3 separate regions of the Homo sapiens genome follow, and regions 2 and 3 are each linked to region 1. Evidence: chromatin loops called from intact Hi-C (ENCODE). Cell type or tissue: Calu3. All regions are shown on one strand. Each heading gives the region's core, and the rest is flanking DNA. Links, peaks and the distances in the headings are about the cores only.

Evidence for each region. A loop is a pair of places that touch in the nucleus more often than their neighbours do. Peaks named below come from ENCODE experiments on the same cell type or tissue, not always from the same donor. Only the 100,000 strongest peaks of a DNase experiment are listed, where the experiment ranks them.
Region 2: it touches region 1 in a loop (11-fold over the local background); 64 of 110 quality-filtered maps call a loop at or near these places.
Region 3: it touches region 1 in a loop (14-fold over the local background); 12 of 110 quality-filtered maps call a loop at or near these places.

Annotation. Positions count from the first base shown.
Region 1 is chr1:48,058,831-48,064,416 of GRCh38, reverse strand. The region is part of intron 4 of LINC02794 (long intergenic non-protein coding RNA 2794); the gene reads right to left. Among named protein-coding and RNA genes, the nearest start is that of LINC02794, 12 kb to the right of the region's middle. RefSeq lists an enhancer at 2,832-3,376. In Calu3, for the core only: no CTCF peak of the experiment used is centred there; a DNase peak (open chromatin) is centred at 3,046.
Region 2 is chr1:47,736,234-47,741,819 of GRCh38, reverse strand. No RefSeq gene overlaps it. Among named protein-coding and RNA genes, the nearest start is that of LINC01738, 51 kb to the right of the region's middle. In Calu3, for the core only: a CTCF peak has its summit at 3,036 (motif pointing left); a DNase peak (open chromatin) is centred at 3,029.
Region 3 is chr1:47,945,755-47,951,340 of GRCh38, reverse strand. All of the region lies in intron 2 of TRABD2B (TraB domain containing 2B), which reads left to right. Among named protein-coding and RNA genes, the nearest start is that of TRABD2B, 49 kb to the left of the region's middle. In Calu3, for the core only: a CTCF peak has its summit at 3,079; a DNase peak (open chromatin) is centred at 3,050.

The DNA of each region.
Region 1 (5,586 bases), core at 321-5,320:
GGGGTGGGGTGAGGGCTTGTTAAATAAAGGGCAAAAGGAAATTGCTGGCTTGCCTAAATGACATTGTTGGCATTAACTAGATTAACTTCTGAAGTGAAAAGCCCACAAAAGCAAAACCAAAACAGAGAAGGGGCCATGGCTTCTGCTGGGGGCTTTGTGGTCCCCTGCTCAGCCTGCCTGACCTCCAACCCTAGCTCCCGATCTGTCTTCATGAGGGAGGTCACAGAAGCTACTTTCCTGCCTTCACACATGACTTCATCTCAGCAGTCCCAGGAACATAGTCCTGGGCACTGAGCTCCAGGCCAGGACTGGGGGGCTCCTCGTGGAGCCTCCAGACTGTAAGAGGGATGGGCAGGTAAATAGATACACACAGAGTAGTGGAAAGTAGTGACTATTGGAGCCAGACTTTGCACTGAAGCCTTTCCAGCTCCAAATCTGTGTTCTTTTCCCACACATCTCTCCCATCCAGACCCTTGTCCTTGCCCATCAGATGTTCCTGAGCTGAATGATGAGCTGCTCTCCAGACAGAGCTTCTAGGAAAGGCATTCCAGGCAGAGGCAAGAGGAAGAGGAAGACACAGGAACATGAAAGAGGATGGCACGTTCAGGCAGTCAGGGACAGTGCCACCTGGCACTGGAGCATAGAGGGAAGAATAGCACCTTTCCATTTGGTGTCCCTCCTGGTCATGCCTCTCAAGATGAAGGATACAAACTCTGCAGTAGCCTAGGCAGGGAACTGAAATGCCACATCTCCACACCATGCCAGAGGTGCCAACGTGTGAGAGCATCCATCAGGCAGCAGAGGGAGGGAGTTGCTGCCAGACCCATGGTTAATGCGGGCTGGTATCAAGACGCAAAACAGAGGCAGGAGACTGTGACAGACTCTGACCAATGCAGTTTCTCAGTTTGCAATGTTTATAATCATCAGAAGAGGCAAGGAGATACTGAGGGCGATGGACCCAGCCCTGCTCAATGGTTCCAGATGCTTCAACAGGTAGGATAGGATGGAGCCTTGACATCTGGCTAACTGTCCAGTCTCACAGAGAAAGGCCATCCTTGTAAAAATCCCAAAGTACATAAGAAAAATTCTTCTCCCCAGATGAACCAGAGATCTTCTCTTCCTCACTACAAAGGGTCAGCTAAGTCAAACTTAAGAGGAGAGAAAATGAAGGAAGGAACAGCATCTGTGCCTGGCTTAAGTCTGTGTCTCTGTAATAATCAGACACTTTACATATACTTTCTCATTTCATTCTCTGAAGAGTCTAGAGAGAGGTATTATTTTCTCCATTTGGTTGACAAATAAGCTGAGGCTTAGGGAGGCTTGCCCAAGTCCTCACAGCTAGTGACTATCAGAGCTGGACTTTGCAACAAGGCCTTTCCAGCTCCAAATCTGTGTTCTCTCCCTATACATCTCCAGACCCTTGTCTTTGCCCACAAGAAGCTTACAGTCTAATTTCACTGCAGATCCGGTGATATTTCATCAGCTTGCTAACCTGGGATTAAAAGTCATGAATCCTGTAATTCTTCTGAGCTGCTGGACACCAGAACTGCCAAACGACAGCCCAAGGAGTATTTGAAACACAACTTATGTGACTAGCTCCTCTTGCCAGGTACATTTGTGATACCCTACGTCTGAGGAATGACCACCTAAATAACAGAATTTCAGGCACAGGACAGAGAATATATTCTTAGGTAGGAAGCCATTCCAGCACTTGTCAAGCCTCTTCCACCTGCATATGAGCCCACACTTGGGCCTGAAGGCCACCAACACTCTCCTGAGTCAGGCCTGGTCAGGTTCACTAGATGCCAGACTAGGTCACTGGGTATTAATCATTGCCAAGGGAGCCGTTAAACTGAAAGCCAGTTCATTAAAGATTAAGCTTCATCTCCATAGCCCTCCAGGAAAGGGAGTTTTGGGTAGGGAGCCAGGCCCTATTCCAGGAGGTCACCTACTGTGAACAGGAGGCATCAGGAGCATCTGAGTAGAGACAATGTTTGAGAGAACTCTGGGGGCTCCTGAACCTTTGTCCTGTGTCTGTATCCATGACTGCTACTTCAGGTGGGTCTTCAAGAGAACTAGCTATAAACTCTGAAGTGGAGAAGGACCTGCAATGTCAGGTTGTCTACAGGGAATGAAGGGTTAGGAGGCCAGTCTCCCTGGAAAGCATATGGTAAGGAGTCAGAAGGCCTGGATTCTGGTCCTGACTCCATTCTCCATCTGCTGGGGGCCTTGCACAGGGCAGTTCCCCACTCTGAGCTCCTGTTTTTTCCTTTGATGAATGGAGAAAACATTTGATAAGTGGATTTGTAGTGATGCTTTAGCATGGGTTGCCCTGCGAATGATCTATACATGTTTGCCTTCCTCAGTCTATATTAGCTCTGCACCCCCAGGCTGTCTGGCCCAAGTTTCACTTCCTGTTCACAATCTCTGTGGCCAAGGAAAGTTGGCAGTAAATCTCAAATTCACCATGAGCCCTGAATTGCAGAGATCAGATCTCTCTTCCTGGCTCCCCACACTGGACAGATTGCATCTGCCTACTGGCCTAAGAAAACTCTGGAGGAAACTCCTGTGAGCTCACTAAACCTCAAGAGTAAGAATTCCCCATTTGGTCAATTCTTGGTACTTACATTTAGATTATCCCATCCCAATGGAATCTGTTAAGCCAAAGTTTTGCAAATTCTGCAAAGATACAAGACCTTCACAATTTTGATCCAGTACTAAAGCAATGATACAATATGTACTGAGCCAATCAATAAATGGATACAGAATCATCTCATCTCTTATACAAGGTGCCATGGTGATTTCAGGGCTCCAGTGGTGGCCCCCCAAATGGAAATGGCACTATATGCATCCTGGTTTGCAATCAGTGATTTCTGTTAATGTAAGATGTCTGAAGATAATAGTGGTAAACATGATAGATTTTTAAATAGTAGGGTAATAAGGTGAGGGAGACTTTTGGGGCTGTTGACAAAAGCTCTCCTTGCTTTTTCTGCTGCTCTTTAACCAGGCTCTTTATGAAATGAATCTAATCACCTTTCTGTCTGTAGGTGGCAGCACTGGCCCCTTTCACTCTCCAAGGGGGACCTTGATTGTCATTTAGAACAAGTGCTCCTCTCAAGAGCAAATTACAGGACAATGCGAGGATAGAATAAGATAAACTAGCTTCAGAACAAATGTTCTCACACAGTTAAGATGGGATGCATCTGGTGAACTCACAAAACTTCTAAAGCCTCACTCCGCTTACAGAATAGCCCCTTCCAGATTCTAGTAAGAATACAGATCACCAAAAATGTTTTAAGGGACCATTGCAAAGATGAAAGTTGAGGAAGACTCCCCAGAAGCCCATAGGGTCCACAGAACCCAGCTTGAAAACCCTTGAGCAGGGGAACAGCAGACCAACCACCCGAAGACGACACAATTCTCTCCCCAGCCTGTTCTATAACAACCTGGAGTGTCTCACCTTGGGGTCTATTCTCTCAGATATTGCCCAAAACTTACATATGTTGAGTGCTCACTCTGTGCCAGGCATATTGCTAAGCTGGTTACATGCATGTGTCAATTACACCTCATGACAGGTACTTCCACCATCCCATTTTACCAAGAGGAATCAGTGGATCTGAAAGGTTAACTTCCCAGAATATCCAACCATCACCTTGCACAAATGGGAAAACTGAAGAGAGCAGAAGACTGTTGCTCAGTGTCACATGACAAATCAGTGACAGGGCTAGGACGCTGATTTCTGCTGTCCACGGTGAACACCTTAGAATGAAGGGTTTACGGGAACCGTATGATGATGCAGGACTGGGGCCATTGAAATGGGAAGAGGAGGACAGGAATGAGGCTCTAGGCTCAGGACACACCCAATATCTCCTATCAATAGTTTACCCCACCCTCAAAGAAAGTCCTGGGGAAGGAGTCAGGAACGCCCCTTGAATCTAGTGCCAGCTTTGCCCTGAACAACCTGAACAAGCTGTGTGGCCTCAGGCAAGTCCTTTCACCTTTCTGCGCATCTACACCCTCCCCAAAGCAGTGGTGAGTATCTAATGAGACACTGGTAGGAAAAAAGCTTTTAAAAGTATGAAAGCTCCCTTGAAGCTATTATTATTAATTATTATTATTATTACCATCATCATCTTTCATGGTTATTAATGACCTGTTACCTGCTAGGGATCTGTCATCTAGGAATTTCTTTAAGCCCTTCTTGAACCTGTTTATATTCACAGTCAGCAGCACCTCCCTTGCTTTTGATCCCCAGTCTCTAGCCCAGGTTGCTACAGGCAAGATCACTGGCCTATAGGCCTGTGTTTGAACAACTGTTCTCAGTCTTTTTTGTGGGTTGCATCATGGCCAATTGATACAGTGCAATGCAGCCTCATTTCCTCCTGCCAAACCCCATTTGTATGCCCAGGTCTGTGTTAGGGATCTCAGAAAGAAAGAGAGAAAGATACAGGCTTTGACTTCTCAACCTGCCCCTTCCCCGGGCCCAGAAGCCCAGGGTAAGGTGGGGATATAAGACTCCCTCTTAACCACCTATGCCAGGGCTGAGAAGAGCATCCAGACCTCACAGCCCCAGAGAACACCAAGGACCAGGGCCCCACCTATTCTCAAAGTCTGTTTTCCTCTTCATACCAGGGACAAAGGACCAGGAGCCCTTTCCTGAAGACACTGTACAAGCCAAACATAAACTAAGCTCAACCAACTTCGACACCTACTCTGCTCTGGGCTGTGCAGATTTCAAGTTGATTAGACACTGTCAGGCCCCTGCCTTTAAGAAGTTCATTGTCTGATAGGCGAGACCAAGGCATTAACAGCCATCTTGCAGAGCAAGGTTAGCTAAAGGCTTGAACAGAGGATTCATGAAAAGCAGAGTTAGGGAAGGGCCTAATTAGCCCTGCCTGGGACAATCTGGAAAGGATTAATAAAGAAGGGACATTTGAATCAGGTGCTAAAGGATGGGTAGGAGTTTGCTAGGCAGAGAAGGTGGTGAGCAGAAGAGAAGAATTTCTAGAGCAGGTAGAGCATGAACCAGTATTGATGGCCACATGGTTTTCAGGGAATAGGGATGGACTGGTCAGAGGACAGAGGGGCCCACCTGGGGTTTACTAGCAGGTGAGAACTGCTGGGTGCACGGTTCTACCTGTCACAGAAACTGACAAAAGCCCTCATTTCCTGCTGTTCAGAAAGGAGCCCTGTGGACAATTGAAGTTAAAGCCCCATAGAAGAACTCTCTGACTTCCCCTAGGCAAGTCCTTTAGATCTCTCAGGTTGTGGAGAACCCAGAAGAGCATGGGCATTAAGGTATTTTCATCCTCAGTCCTGCGTTGACTGTTCACCAACAGCATGGGTCTCAGTGTCCCAGCTGAGAAGGGCTACTCAGACATATCGCATCCCTTCCCTTAAGTACTTCTTCATTGTAGGCGACAAGCCAGAAAAAGACCCTTTCCTCATGAATCAGGAGCAGGGGCTGGGAGTGGAGCCCAGGCCTCCTGGCCCCTCCCCTCCCTTCTGCTCATGTAATGGGGTAAATCCCACCTGACGCACTGGAGGAGAGCTCCAGACAAATTCAAGGTGATTGTAACAGTAGCA
Region 2 (5,586 bases), core at 452-5,451, 320 kb after region 1:
CTGCAATGAACACTCATGTGCATGTATCTTTATGGTAGAATGATTTATATTCCTCTGGGTATATACCCAGTAATGGAATTGCTAGGTCAAATGGTAGTTCTGCTTTTAGCTCTTTGAGGAATCATCATACTGCTTTCCACAATGGTTGAACTAATTTATACTCCCACCAACAGTGTATAAGTGTTCCCTTTTCTCCACAATCTCCCCAGTATCTGTTGTTTTTTTTTTTTACTTTAAATAGTAATAGCCATTCTGACTGGTGTGAGATGGTATCTCATTGTAGTTTTGATTTGCTTTTCTCTAATGATCAGTGATATTGTACTTTTTTTCATATGCTTGTTGGTCACATGTATGTCTTCTTTTGAAAAGTGTCTGTTCATGTCTTTTGCCCACTTTTTAATGGGTTTTTTTTTCTCTTGAAAATTTGTTTAAGTTCCTTATAGATGCTGGATATTAGACCTTGGTCAGATGCATAGTTTGCAAATGTTTTCTCCCATTCTGTAAGTAGTCTGTTTACTCTGTTGATAGTTTCCTTTTGCTGTGCAGGAGGTCTTAAGTTTAATTAGATCCCACTTGTCAATTTTTGCTTTAGTTGTGATTGCTTTTGATGTCTTTGTCATAAAATCTTTGCCTGCTCCTATGTCCAGGATGGTATTGCCTAAGTTGTCTTACAGGTTTTTTATAGTTTGGGGTTTTACATTTAAGCCTTTAATCCATCTTGAGTTGATTTTTGTATAAGGTATAAGGAAGGGTTCCAGTTTCAATCTTCTGCATATGGCTAGCCAGTTATCTCAGTACCATTTATTGAATAGAGAGTCTTTTCTCCATTGCTTGTTATTTTCAGCTTTGTAGAAGATCAGATGGTCATAGATGTGTGGCCTTATTTCTGGGCTCTCTATTCTGTCCCATTGGTCTATCTGTCTGTTTTTGTATCCCTACCATGCTGTTTGGGTTACTGTAGCCTTATAGTATAGTTTGCAGTTGGGTAACATGATGCCTCCAGCTTTGTTCTTTGTGCTTAGGATTGCCTTGGCTATTCGGGCTCTTTTTTGGTTCTATATGAATTTTAAATTTTTTTTCTAGTTCTGTGAAGAATGTCATTGGTAATTCGATACGAATAGCATCGAATCTGTAAATTGCTTTGGGCAGTAGCCATTTTAATGATATTGGTTTTTCCTATCCATGAGCCTGGGATGTTTTTCCATTTGTTTGTGTCTTCTCTGATTTGTTTGAGAAGTGTTTTGTAATTCTCATTGTAGAAATCTTTCACCTCACTGGTTAGCTGTATCCCTAAGCATTTTATTCTTTTTGTGGCAATTGTGAATGGGATTGCCTTTCTGATTTGGCTCTCGGTTTGGCTATTGTTGGTATATAGGAATACTAGTGATTTTTGTACATTGATTTTGTATCCTGCAACTTTGCTGAAGTTGTTTATCCGCTGGAGGAGCTGTTGGGCTGAGACCATGGGGTTTTCTACACATATAATTACATTGTCTGCAAACAGATAGTTTGACTTCTTCTCTTCCTATTTGGATGTCCCTTATTTCATTCTCTTGCCTGATTGTTCTGGTTAAGACTTCCAATACTATATTGAATAGAAGTGGTGAGAGAATGCATCCTTGTCTTGTGCTAGTTTTCAAGGGGAATGCTTCCAGTTTTTGCCCATTCAGTGTGATGTTGGCTGTGGGTTTGTCATAGATGGCTCTTGATATTTTGAGGTATGTTCCTTCAATACCTAGTTTATTGAGTGTTTTAAACATGAAGCGGTGTTGGATTTTATTGAAAGCCTATTCTGTGCCTATTGAGATAATCATGTGGAAACACCCTCTTCTACAGGCTTCAGTGACACCTCCTCCTGAATTTATTTCTACTCTCCCTCATTTGATCGCTTGGTAAGATCATCTTCCTGTTCCCAGCCTTTCAATGTTGGAGCTCCCCATGGCTCAGCCTAAGACCTCTTCTCTTCTCCTCCATTCCCATCTCTCACTGGTGACTCACATTTATCTCTCTGGTCCAGAGAGACCTCTTGTCCAAGTTTCAGACCTAGCTGACATCTGCATTTAGCTGTCTCTAAGGCAATAATTCACACTCATCTCTTCCATTCAAAACCAACAGAGAGACAGATATGTGAATCATATAGGAGGAGATAAAAATATCAGCCTCAGTACTGGTGAATATAGATTGAAAAGGCTGCTTTGATGTATGGCCACAATCATACTTCCTAAAACTTATCCCAACACAAGTCCTTTGGGTGATGCACCCAGGTGAGCATTTGGGTCAGCAGAGCAAACATATTCCTGCAGAATCACTTCTATATGCCCACTGAACTACAATAATAGGAGCAAAGAGGGTACAAACTCTGGATAAACTCTAGAAGGCAGGCCAGACACTGCCCCAACATGCTTCCTACATGAAAGAAGGAGCAGAGCAGAACATGCCAAGCCTGCAGGCAATCCTCTCTCCCCGGTTCAGTCTTGGCTACCTTCAGATCTCACCTTTAGTACCTTCCACTGGGCAACCATCTCTGCAATCCTTCCTTCTCTACAAAACCAGGTCACTTCCTCATCACAGCCCTTCATAGGCCCCCTTTTCTTTCTTCAGGGTCCATCTCAAGTCTGCCACTACTGATTCACTGGGGGCTAATGGATGGCCATCACACTCACTTCTCATAAGCCACAGGACCTCAGGGAGGTGGCTGCTCAAGCGCCCTTTTATCCCCACCATCTGTCCCAGCGACAGGCACAAGATGGGGCTTGATCAATGCTTATATTAAGTAAATGAATGAATTTGATGATCCCTCAGTTTATTTTCTCTCTTCTGGACCAAGCACTGTCTGAGCCATTCACTTATTCCTGCCACCACCACCCCCACCCCCCCACCCATCTACGTGTGTGTGTGTGTGTGTGTGTGTGTGTGTGTCTCCTTCACTCCAGTCCACTATTCTTTCTTTACCTCTCTCCCTTCCTCGCTCCCACCCACAGATTCCTAACAGCTTTGCCAAAATTCCTCAGCCCAAAACTTTTGTGGCCACAGCGCCACCTAGAGTTCATCTATGAGATGGGCCAACCCCAGAGCCCTTGACCGCTGTCCAGCCTAGTGCGGCCCAACTCTGCCTTGGCCCCTCCACCTTATGTTCTGAGCACATCTCTGGGTCTTCACACTTCATTTTCCTGGATTCAATGTATTACCGTTTCTACAATTCCCTAAGTGCCTAGTGGAGACTTTAAAACAGAAAACTGCAGCAGGGCAGAGAGAGGGACAGATGTGGTTCAAAGTATTTCCCTCTAATGTTTGATCTACCTGTCTTTCCCTTCTTCTCTCCAGTTCTGTTTTTCTCTTCTCAACTTTAGCTAATAATTCCAATTGGTATTACAATACAGCAAATATTTCATGAGTAACAACAATATTTAAGACCCCATGCAAGGTATCAAGAGGAACTTACAGTTATGAGAGAAGGCATGTGAAAGGAAACAAGTATTTCTCTTATTCTCAGCTACTATTGCTTTTCTAAACCCACAGGCATTGTTCTGGCAGTTTGGACTGAATGCCTCAAAAACTGGTCTGGTAATTTCATCATGTGGGCAGAGGTTCATGAATAAGAAAGCACAATCCATCACTGCATGTAATGGCAAACATGTAGAAACAACCAACCTGCCCAACAGTAGAAGACTAAGTTATAGCACATCCACTTGCTTGAATAGTATGCCACTAAAATAATGCATGTAAGTGCTGTATAATAACGTGAGGACTTAGTTTTGAGCTAATTTGGGGGTAGGAAAACAGTTTACAACTTGTGTAGGAAGTATTATCTCAATTGTGTAAAATAAAAATACATGTGTGGAAAGATTATGAGAGAATAGTCTCAAATATTCTTAATGGTTGTTCTGCGGAATTCATTTTTTATTTTTCTTTATTCCCGAAAATGTAATGAGCTTGTGTTTCATTTACAATGAAAAATTAGAATAAACCTAAAAAATACTAGAATAATCTGAAAGAAAAGAAATATTTAAAAATATGAAATAAATCTGTATTAAGATGGTTCTTTCAGAGAATAAAACAGTGGTTACTACAGGTAGAGAAGGGAAGAGAGAATGGGAGACGCAGGTCAAAGCATATATAATAGCACATATGTAGGATGAACAAGTTGAGAGGCCTAAGGTACCACATGAAAACTAAAGCTAATACAATTGTATTGCATTAGTGGGGAAATGGTTCTCCAAATAGTCTATAAAGCTCATTATCAAACTGGGAAGTCTTTGGACTTTTTCTACTCTGGGGATAGAGAGTTTCGAGGTCTTCTGAGACCCACCAGATTCAAGGTCAAGAAGGAATCACAAATGTCTTCCCATTGCCCTGGGCTCAGCCAACATCTCCTCGGTACTTAGAAATGTGATTGGATCCCAGCGTTAGGGAACATATCTCAACCACTGGGCCTGCCACAGAGCATCACAGTCTACTGAGAGGAGCAAATCAAACACTGGGGACAATTGTGTGAAAGCTGTTACTGCAGGTGTGACTGCTCCTCCCCAACTCCCACCACTTTAAGATATGCCACAGCGACCACCCTGTGTGGTGGCTGTGCAATTACAGAGGAGCAGGGGCTGAGGCCATGTCTCCTCTCCACACCCTGTGGGCATTACCAGGCATACGGTGGGTGAGCATTGAAGACTTGCTGAATGTGAATCCTTCTCCACTAGGTTCTTGCTCGTATCCTGCCCCATTGCATCCTCACAGCAACCCCATGAGGAAGAGGACATTATTATACCTATTTGTCAGAGAACGGAACACATATGTCAAGTGGTGAAGTGATCTGTTCAAGGGCACACTTCTGGAAAGTGGCAGAACTGAGATGTTGTCTCAAGATCTGTCTGTTGCAAGCCCCACATTCTCTGTCTTGAGAGTGGCTGCATGAAGGAGCATATAAGGGAAATAGAAGTTTGACTTTGAGTTTGACCTGACCTTGAGTCTGACTTGACCCTGAATCAAGTGTCATCCCCACTAATTCATTATGTGACTTTGGGCAAGAAACTGCTTGGGGCCTTGGTTTCCTCAACTGCATAATGAAGACAATAATAATGCTTCCCTTGTAGAGTTATTGTGAATATTAAACACACACACAGACACATGGTCCCAGATGGGGTGACGCTGATATTATTTGAATTGTTCAAGAGCATAGAAAAAAATAAGGAAATCTTCAAAACATCTTTCAAAAATGGACCATAATGTTAGAAAAAAACAATAAATACTGTACAAAAACAAAAAGAAAACTACAGGGTAATCTCACTTAGAGATTTAGATGCAAAATCTTTATTAAAATATTAACAATCAGGATACAGAAGAACATTAAAAGAATACTACTATTTCCAAGTGGGATTCATTTCACAATGTAAGGATAGGTCAATATTAGGAAATCTACTATTATTCATCATATTAAAAGAGCAAAGAAGAAAAATCAGATGATGATCCCCAGGGACAATGACAAGATATGTTACAGAACTTAACAATTCTTGATGAAAAAGAAACAAAATGCAAAATAGAGTGGAAATGGATGGATGTTCCTAAGTAGATCTTCCTTGGGATAAGGAA
Region 3 (5,586 bases), core at 452-5,451, 110 kb after region 1:
CAGCAGTTGGTGGAAAGAAAGCCATGTCTGTTTCTCCCAAAAGAATCCCCCGCATTGTGGCCCTGGCCCCTTGGTTGGGTTTCAGCAGACAATGCCCTCCTTTCTCCATGTGCCCGATGACTCGCCCCTGCCTGCCCGCCTGCCTGTCTGCCTCTGGTGCAGTGGGCCTGCTGCTGCCCGCTTGGCTTGGCGCTGGGGAGGAAAGGAGAGTCGACGCCTGAAGTCTCAGCCCATCAGTCCAGCCTGGCTTACCATGCCCTGCAGGACTTTTGGGACCACCATGCCCCTGTGACCTCCAGATCTCTGTTTGGGACATTTAGTTCATAAAAATGCATTGAAGGCCTGCTCTGTGTGGGGCACTGTGCCCACGGAAATGAAACCCTCTTCTCTACTGGAAGCAGGCCCAAGGGTTCAGGTCCCAGGTGAGCATCAGTACCCTTCCCACCAGTGCCCCCTCACCACTGCCAGTGGAGTTTCCATTGCCTTTTTGCAGATAAAAAATAAAGGAGACATCAAGGGGCTGAGCGACTTGCCAAGTTCACATAGGGAGGTGTTGGTGGCTGAAAATTTGGGGACACATTTTTCCACCACTCTGGTAGAGGCAAAGACGAGTGAATCAGCAGAGGCTGAGAGTGACCGAGGCAGCCTCTGTTGGTGAGCTCAGCATTCCTTGTTTGCTTGTCTGCAGCCATCTCTTCTCACTTCCCTTGTGACTTGGCTGAAGCCATTCTTCACATGTGGAATAATCCAGAGCCATCCCCTGGCCCCTGTTTTCCTTCTGTGCTCTCTGTCTGCCTCTCCAGCTTCATCATCTCCCTTGTCTTTTCCCATTCTGATCTCATTCTAACTTTGCTGTTTCTTCAGCTCATCAAACTCATTTCTGTCTTGGGCCTTTATACTTGAGCTCATCTGCACAGAGCTCTCTTCTGATGTGTGTATGTGGCTGGTCCTGGACAGATAAAGGGTCCATTAGATTTGCATGATTTCCTGCTGCCCATGCTTCTGAACACCTTACCTCTCTCTTCTTTCTTTTTATTATTATTTTTTTTTTCTTTTGAGACGGAGTCTTGCTCTATCGCCCAAGCTGGAGTGCAGTGGCCCGATCTCGGCTCACTGCAAGCTCTGTCTCCCAGGTTCACACCATTCTCCTGCTTCAGCCTCCCGAGTAGCTGGGACTACAGGCGCCCACCACACACCCGGCTAATTTTTTTGTATTTTTAGTAGAGATGGGGTTTCACAGTGTTAGCCAGGATGGTCTCGATCTCCTGACCTCGTGATCCGTCTGCCTTGGCCTCCCAAAGTGCTGGGATTACAGGCGTGAGCCACTGTGCCCCGCCTACCTCTCTCTCCTTTCTTTACACCATTTGTCACTTCCTGAAATCTTGGCACTTAGTTGCCTCCTTCTTATAGTTTTGTCTCTCCCACTGGAATGTAGGCTCCATGCCTGGTACATCCTAGGAGCTTGGTAAATATGTTTATTTTTTGAATGAGTGAATGAATGAATGAAATCTGAAATGTTGTGTCTTGATTTTCAGGGACTTTTTCTCAGAAAAATGTATTATTTTCTCTAGAAAGTTTCTGGGACCTTGGGGACACAGATCCGAAGAACCATAGCCTAGAAAGTACAATCATAGGCTGGGCACAGTGGCTCACACCTGTAATCCCAGCACTTTGGGAGGATGAGGCGGGTGGATCATTTGAGGTGAGGAGATCAAGACCAGCCTGGCCAACATAGTGAAACCTTGTCTCTACTAAAAATACAAATATTAGCTGGCCATGGTGGCACGCACCTGTAATCCCAGCTACCTGGAAGGCTGAGGCAGGAGAATCACTTGAACCCGGGAGGCAGAGGTTGCAGTGAGACAAGATCGCACCACTGCACTCCAGTCTGGGTGACAGAGTGAGACCCTGTCTCAAAAAAAAAAAAAAAAAAAAAAAAGAAAGAAAAGAAAATACAATCATAGAGTGGACTGATGGGAGAGGCCAATAGAGTTGGGCAGGGAAGTGACCAGGCTTCACAGGCTTCAGAGTCAAACAGAACTTTGAGACTTTGGGCAATTTACTCAGCTCTCTGGGCCTCAGTTTCCTCATCTGTAAAATGAGAATAATAATAGCCATATCACCCTCAAAAATTACTTTAATATTTTAAAAGTGCTTAGAATAGTGTCTGTCCCACAGCATGCATCATAGTAGCATTAATTGCAGTTACTCTTACTATGTATTAGCAATTTTACTATTATTAGTAATAGCATTAAAGTTATTGTTTGAACTCAGCTCTGACATTTACAACCCGTGTGCCCTTATGTTAGTCACGTAACCCCCTTGAACCTCAGTTTTCTTATTTATAAAATATGGTTAATGTCAGTGTATTAGTCTTATAGATTTGTCATGAGGATTTAATTTAAAAACTTAGCAAAGTCATGGGAGCTGGAAATGTAGGGACAGAAAGATGGAGACTAAAAGTGAGAGAGGGGTGATGAGGAGGCTTGGCGAGAGGGTGGTGAGAGAGATGATTCAGATGCACAGAAGTGGCGGGTGTAAGGAACTAAGTGGAAGGGAAACATCTTGAAATTTTGAAGGAGGAATACTGAGGTTAAGGAGAGAGAAAGGTCATCTTATTTGTCACTTGGGACGGTCTTAGAAGCTTATGGAGGGGTAAGAATTTTGTATTCTTCTCAATAAACCAAGTGCAAAGAAAAGAATTTGGGGTGAGGTCTTGGAGCTGCATTTCCTCTCCCTCATTCTCTTGAAAATGAAAATATGGTCTGATTTTTTAAACCTAAAGGGTTGGAAAGAGATAGGGAGGTCTAGACATTCGAGGTTTAAATCTGAAGGCTGTACTCGACCCTCAACTCCTGTCTTTTGTCTCCTGTCTCCAGGGGCAAGAAGAGGTAAAAAGTTAACAACCTGAGATAGGTGTGTTTACCACCAGGTGCTCTAAGCACAGCAGGTTTGCTGGGGTGACAGTTCCGGCCTGATTGGGAAGTTTAATGTTTGACTAGACTCCTTGTACCTTTTGCAAAGCCATTTTGCTTATTGGCCTTTAGCTGGTCTGTCTGCTCCCCCTAAAGGACATCCCTGGCAAGCCATCACTCAGGATATGCCCTCAGGATAACAGCACCTTTGCCTACATGCCCAAGTCTCTCTATCCCCACTGTCCCAGAGCCTATTAGCACTATTTTGGAATCTTTGACCCTAAGATTTTACGGCCTGCGTCATTAGAATTTCAGACCTTTTGACCTCAAGATTCCAAAGCCCACGGCCCCCCAAATTCCAGAATTTTTGTTGCCACAGATTTAAGAGTCCATGTCACCAAAAGTCTCAGAGCCTTTTGGGGTACTTATCTGGCTTCATTCAGATTCATGACACCTGGGCTGCTCTGTGCTTGACTTTCTGTCTTAAGGAGTACTGGACTAGGAATCAGGTCTAGGCCTGGAGCTTCTGATAGGTTGTGTATAGTCACCAGCAGGGGCTTTACCCTCTGAGCCTCGGTTTCCTCACCTATAAAGTGCGGGTAATCACCCTGTGAGCTGCGGGAGATAATGTGTTGGAAGGCAAGTGCTCTGCAGATGTGAGCTATTCCTGTGTTAGTGCATGTCAGCTCTGCTCAGCATCAGCGTCATGACACTGGAAAATCTAGCTGCATGACCTCCTTGTTTTGGCTTTTATTCACTCTATGGGCCATGGCCATCCTTTGCTGTTTACCAAGATTTTTAACTCAATTGACGCCCGAACTCCTCCAACCATGTCTTCTGGTCTTGGCTGCTTGACCTCTTTCCTGTACACTTTCTAGGAGTGCCCAAGTCATAATTAATCTCTTCCTTGCCTTCAGCCTCTCTGTTTATGCCTCAGTTGTGGCACTCTGCAAAGCTGCTTTGTATGAGTTATATATTGTATGTGTTAATGACGCCATTATGCTAATTACCTCCTGCCCCATCACTCCTGGGTGTTTGGTGCCTAACAGTGTTGACCAACCTTGGGTGAGGTCCTTGGCCTTTCTGAATCTTAATTTCCTTGCTGTTAACGTGGGAGAAAGTAGCACAAATCTCATAAAGTTGCAGTGATTAACAGTGACAAGAAATAAAAGATTTAAAATAGATGGCACTTAGTAGGTGTTCATAAGCATTAGTAGAGATGACAAAATAAGGTGGGAAGAACATAAGCTTTGAACCAGGCTTCAAACCACAGCTCTTGCTTTTGAGAATAATGTGACTTTAGACAGGCTACTTCCCTCTTCTAAGCCTAAACTTTCTCATCCTTAAAATGCTTAAAGCTGGCATAACAGGGTTGCAACAAAGGTTTGGTGTTCATATGAGTAAAATGCATGGAAAAGACCAGGAGCTCAATAAAGGGTAGGTACCTATTATTATTATTTCTCTTTACCTCCATATGGAAAAAAAAAAAACCTAGTCTTACTTGTCTTTTTTCATCACCTTGAGCTATTGTGTGTAGCACAATTGAGTCTCTGAAGCAAACTGAATTAGCAAAACTAGTAACACAGATGAAAAAGACTACAAAGAATAGTGAAAGGACAAAATATAAAATTTTGAGAGGGTAGAGGAGGGAACACTTCCTAACTCACTTCCCAGCTTTATAAGGCCAGGACTATCCTGATACCAAAACAAGGCCAAGAAATTATAAGAGAACTATAGACCAAAACCCCTTGTGTCATTAAATTGATGCAAAAACTCTCAACAAAATTATTAGTCATTCAAATCCAGCAAAATATAAAAAGGATAATACAATATGACCCAGGAATTATCCTGGGAATACAAGGCTGGTTTAATGTTCAAAAATCAATCAATGTAATTTCTTAAATCAGTAGACTAAAGAAGAAAAACCCATATGATCATCTCATTAGATGCAGAAAAGGCCTTTGACAAAATTCAATATTGCTCATGATAAAAACTCTCAGTAAACTAGGACTAGAAGAGAACTTTATCTGATAAAGAACATTTACAAAAAACCTACAAGCAATATCATATATAATGGTGAAAATAAAATACTTTCCCCTAAGATCAGAGACAAAGCAAATTACATATCTGATAAAGAACTTGTCTTTAGAATATATAAAGAATGCTCAAAACTAAATGATAAGAAAACAAATACAATTTTTTAAATAAGCAAAAGATTTGAACACTTCTCAAAAGAAGATATATGAATGGCAAGTAAGTACCATAATAAAAGATGCTTAACATGTTTAGTCATTAGAAAAATGCAAAGTAAAAGTACAGTGGAGTACTACAGTACAGTTAATCCAGTGGCTACAATTAAAACCGATAATAGCAAGGGTTGATGAGATTAAGGAGCTATTACAAATCTTGTACATTGTGGCTGGGAATGCAAAATGGTACAACCACTCTGGAAATCAGTTTTGCAGTTTTTATAACATTAAACATACACTTACCACATCCAGAAATCCCACTTGCAGGTATTTAACCAAGTGAAATCAAAACCTCTGTTCACACAGAAATGTTTATAGTGGCTTTCTTTGTAGCTACCCCAAATTTAAACAACCCAAATATCCCTAAACTGGGGAGACAATACAACACACTGTGGTGTATCCAAATAATGAAATACTGCTCA